Regions from separate parts of the Homo sapiens genome. Here region 2 is linked to region 1. A link is an interaction called in ENCODE POLR2A ChIA-PET data of the cell type or tissue named here. Cell type or tissue: B cell. All regions are shown on one strand.

The links. Peaks named below come from ENCODE experiments on the same cell type or tissue, not always from the same donor. Only the 100,000 strongest peaks of a DNase experiment are listed, where the experiment ranks them.
Region 2: POLR2A ChIA-PET joins it to region 1 with 5 read pairs; 8 of 35 experiments call an interaction of 5 or more read pairs at or near these places.

The regions. Positions count from the first base shown.
Region 1 is chr2:55,611,626-55,614,125 of GRCh38, reverse strand. The region is part of intron 2 of PPP4R3B (protein phosphatase 4 regulatory subunit 3B); the gene reads left to right. Among named protein-coding and RNA genes, the nearest start is that of PPP4R3B, 4.7 kb to the left of the region's middle. In B cell, no CTCF peak of the experiment used is centred here; no DNase peak of the experiment used is centred here; H3K27ac peaks cover 403 bases.
Region 2 is chr2:55,259,446-55,261,945 of GRCh38, reverse strand. All of the region lies in intron 5 of MTIF2 (mitochondrial translational initiation factor 2), which reads left to right. Among named protein-coding and RNA genes, the nearest start is that of MTIF2, 8.5 kb to the left of the region's middle. In B cell, no CTCF peak of the experiment used is centred here; no DNase peak of the experiment used is centred here.

The sequences.
Region 1 (2,500 bases):
TTCTTAATCAGTTATTTGAAATACTTTAAAATTTTCAATATTCAATTCATAGCTTTTTTCTCTGTTTAGAAAATATTGTGTGTCTTTTTTGATGGAGAAGCAAATTAAACATTTGTCCTGAATTGAAAACCTGAAGATGTTTCCTATACCTTAGACATTGTAAGGTAGACATTTAAGTAAATTTAATTTCTCAGTCAGCCAGGCAGCTCTTAATCTCTGTCTTTATACCGAGTTTTTACCAGATGATCACTTTTAGTTTGTTTTTGTTTGCTTGCTTCTTTGTGGGGAAAGAAATACTAATTTTTTTTTTTTTTTTACCATATTTCCCTTATCTGCATGAATATAATTATCAGGAACTTTGTTCTTAAATGTAACTAAGTCATAAACAGTTCCCTACAAATTTAGGTTTAATAATGGATTCTTCTCAGATTGTATATAAGATCTTTTAGCTGTTGTTACTTTGGAAACATCACATTATGGAGTAGGTTTGTATTTAAAATAGTCACCCAACATAAGTTAAAAATACATAGTGATTCTGTGAATACTTTAGAATCATTAGGATATGTAGGTAATTTCATGTATAATGTTGCTCTACTAGAAAATTAGTTCTAGATAATTAGCATTTTTGTATACACTTAGTATAAAGTATTGGAAAAAATGCATTATTTAAAAAAATTACACCATTTGGAAATGTTTTCTGTAATCACATTTAAATAATATACTATTTGGGGTTTTGTAATAGTTTATTTTTTCGTTGGGCTTTTTTTTTTTGGCAACATAACATTCAGGTGTATAAGAGAACTCTGGTAATGAGAAGAATATGGAAACACTGAAGAAGAGTGAAAAACTTGTGTGAATGATGTTACCTGTTTATTTTTGTTTAAATTGAGTACACTTTTCTAATTGAAATCATAGGGCCATTTAGGGGTTATGTTAAACTTAGTTTCTTTGTAATAGACATGGTTTTTCATATTTTCACCCAAATCTTCAATTTGCACTTTTGAAAATAATTTTTTTGAGAGGGTCTTCTTCTGTCCCTTAGGCTGGAGTACAGTGGTTTGATCACAGCTCACTGCAGCCTCAACCTCCTGGGCTCAAGCGATCCTCCAATTTCAGCCTTCTGAGTAGATGGGATTATGGATGTGAGCCACCATGCTTGACTAATTTTTTTTTTTTTTTTGAGATGGAGTCTCGCTCTGTCGTCCATGCTGCAGTGTGGTGGTGCGATTTCTGCTCACTGCAAGCTTCGCCTCCCGGGTTCACACCATTCTCCTGCCTCAGCCTCCCAAGTAGTTGGGACTACAGGCGCCCGCCACCACGCCCAGTTAATTTTTTTGTATTTTTTAGTAGAGATGGGGTTTCACCGTGTTAGCCAGAATGGTCTCGATCTCCTGACCTCGTGATCCGCCCGCCTCGGCCCCCCAAAGTGCTGGGATTACAGGTGTGAGCCACCAAGCCCGGCCAACCTTACTAATTTTTTAAAAAATTTGTAAAGATGGGGTCTCGTTATGTTGTCCAGGCTAAATTTGCACCTTTAAAAAATTTATTACAAAACTTTGTTGTTGTTGTGTTTGTAGAGACGGTCTCACTGTGTGGCCCAGGCTGATTTGAATTCCTGGCCTCAAGTGATCCTTTTGCTTCAGCACCTCCATGGTGCTGGGATTACAGGTGTGAGCAGTGGCTGTATTCAGCTTAATTTGTAGTTATTTGAAGTTACACAAATTGAGATTTCCAAATACAGTAACATTTTTCTATGTTTGTTAGAATTATCCTTTGTAAAAGGCATCATTTAGGTTATTCAATAAATTAGTCTAGAAAGTTATTAATTTCCAAATATCACATGAAGTCTGTTGTTCAGTAGTGGAGTTAAAATTTAAAAAATTGTTTTCAGAGATGGGATCTTGCTATGATGCCCAGGCTGAGCTTGAACTCCTAGGCTCAAGTGATCCTCCCATCTCAGCTTCTCCAGTAGCTGGGACTGCAGTAATGGGTTAAATTTTTTGTTTCCATTAGCGGGTTTTTTATTAAAAACTTAATGAGTAAGTGAATGAGATGTTTATAGGCCATTTTGCTGTATTAAAATATGTTGACTATGGCAGGCATGGTGGCTCACACCTGCAATCTCAGCACTTTGGAAGGCCAAGGCAGGAGGATCCCTTGAGCTGAGGATTTCGGGAACAGCCTGCACAACATAGCAAGATCCCTGTCTCTACCAAAAAAAATTCAAAAATTATCCAGGTGTGGTGGTGCGCAGCTATAGTGCCAGCTACTTCTGGAGGTGAGACGGGAGGATCATTTGAGCTTCGGAGGTCGAGACTGTAGTAAGCCATGATTGTACCACTGCACTCCAGGTGGAGAGACAAAGCGATTTTTCTGTCTCAAAAAAAAAAATTGAGTAAATTCAGAGGGGAATGTTTAACATTCTTCTTTTAACATTATAGTTTTAAAATGAGCCAACTACTAAATTGTGTGCTCAAGATACATCTTTTCTTTCATAAAT
Region 2 (2,500 bases), 350 kb after region 1:
TTTTGGTTTTTTTTTTTGAGACAGGGTCTTGCTTTGTCCAGTATAGTGGCATGATCATGGCTCACTGCAGCCTTGGCCTCCTAGACTCAAAACAATCGTTCAGCCTCAGCCTCCTGAGTAGCTGGGACTACAGGCATGTGCCACTATGCCCAGCTAATTTTTTATTTTTTGTAGAGACAGAGTCTCACTATGTTGTCTAGGCTGGTCTTGAACTCCTGGGTGCAAGTAATCCTTCTGCCTCAACCTCCCAAAGTGCTGGGATTATAGGTATGAGCCACCACGCCTGGCCCTATAATTTTCTGATTTCCTTTTTTTCACTCTTTTTATTATTATTTTTTGAGATGGAGTTTCACTCTCGTTGCCCAGGCTGGAGTGCAGTGGCACGATCTCGGCTCCCTGCAACCTCCGCCTCCCAGGTTCAAGTGGTTCTCCTGCCTCAGCCTCCTGAGGAGCTGGGATTACAGGTGCCCACAACCACGCCCGGCTAATTTTTTTTTTTTTTAGTAGAGACGGGGTTTCACCATGTTGGCCAGGCTTGTCTCAAATTCCTGACCTCAAGTGATCTGCCTGCCTCGGCCTCCCAGAGTGATGGGATTAGGGGCGTGATCCCACCATGCCCAGCCTTTTCTCTCATTTTGACAATATCTGTAAGGCCAGCAGAGAAATACTGGTAGTAGCCAGGCACGGTGGCTCACGCCTGTAATTCCAACACTTTGGGAGGCTAGGTCAGGAGATCGAGACCATCCTGTCTAACACGGTGAAACCCCATCTCTACTAAAAATACAAAAAAAATTAGCTGGGCCTAGTGGCGGGCGCCTGTAGTCCCAGCTACTCGGGAGGCTGAGGCAGGAGAATGGCGTGAACCGTGGAGGCGGAGCTTGCAGTGAGCCGAGATCGCGCCACTGCACTCTACCCTGGACGACAGAGCGAGACTCCATCTTAAAAAAAAAAAAGAAATACTGGTAGTAATAACTACAACTTCTCATAATATTATTTTTATTTATAAATGGAGCATATTATTGTCATTTTTATATTCCTTCATTGTGATGTGCTTATTACCAATTTAGGATTTTTGAAACAAAATTTGAGTTTTCATTATAAAGTGATATTAAAATTCAGTATATGAGAAATACCCTGTTATTGTAACAAAGTGTAACAGACTCTTGGGGAAAAAAAGAATTAATAGTGACTCATATATGTTGAGCTGTCACAATGCCCTAAAGTTAGGTATCCTTATTTACAGGCTGGGAAGGTGAGGTTTAGAGAGGATAAGTAATTACCCACTATTTCCAGCTAGTTTGTGGGAGAGCCAGGATTTGAACCTAGGGAATATGGGGAATATTTGAACCTATGGAATATGGCTCCAGAGCACATGCTGTTACTCATCAACCACATTATCTTTCAATAATTATTTTGTAAATCACAGCAATGCTAAACTTCAATGTGTTTCCTGCCTGAAAGTGTTACTACTTTTTGTGCATGTACATCCTTACAAAGAGTACAAAATTGTTAGCACACTGTTTGGCTTTTTTTTTTTTTTTTTTTGAGACAGAGTTTCACTCTTGTTAACCAGGCTAGAGTGCAATGGCACTATCTCGGCTTGCTGCAACATCTGCCTCCTGGGTTCAAGCAATTCTCCTGTCTCAAGCCTCCCGAGTAGCTGGGATTACAGGCATGTGCCACCACGCCCGGCTAATTTTGTATTTTTAGTAGAGACGGAGTTTCTCCATGTTGGTCAGGCTGGTCTCGAACTCCCGACCTCAGGTGATCCGCCCACCTCGGCCTCCCAAAGTGCTGAGATTACAGGCGTGAGCCACCATCCCTGGCCTGTTTGGCATTTTTAATAATTTTGCAGATGGATTATTCAGTCATTTTATAGCTAGAAAACTTTGAAAATAAATGAATATGGCTATGTCATTCAGAATTTTTCTAAGGAAAATTATATTGGTGTGGCTTTATAAATAGTATTGATAATAGGCTTGATTTTTAAAACTTTTTTTTTGAAGCAGAGTCTTGCTCTGTCACCCAGGCTGGAGTGCAGTGGCAGGATCCTGGCTTACTGCAACTCCTGCCTCCCCAGTTCAAGCAATTCTTGTGCCTCAGCCTCCTAAGTAGCTAGGATTACAGGCATATGCCACCACACCCAGCTAATATTTGTATTTTTAGTAGAGACAGAGTTTCACTATGTGGGCCGGGCTGGTCTTGAACTCCTGACCTCAAGTGATCTGCACATCTTAGCCTTCCAAATGCTAGGATTATAGGCGTGAGCCACTGCGCCTGGCAAAACTTTTTATTATTAGCAATTATCAGACAAATATGGTAGCAGAAAGAATGGAATAAGCTTAAATGTATGCATAAGTCAGTGACAACAGATATTTTATTTTATCCATAAATACTTCAGTATGTATCTCTAAAAGATGAGGACTCCTTTTTTTTTTTTTAAACATTACCCCCTACCCCTATACACATAGAGGAACCCATAACCATAATTCTTTATTAT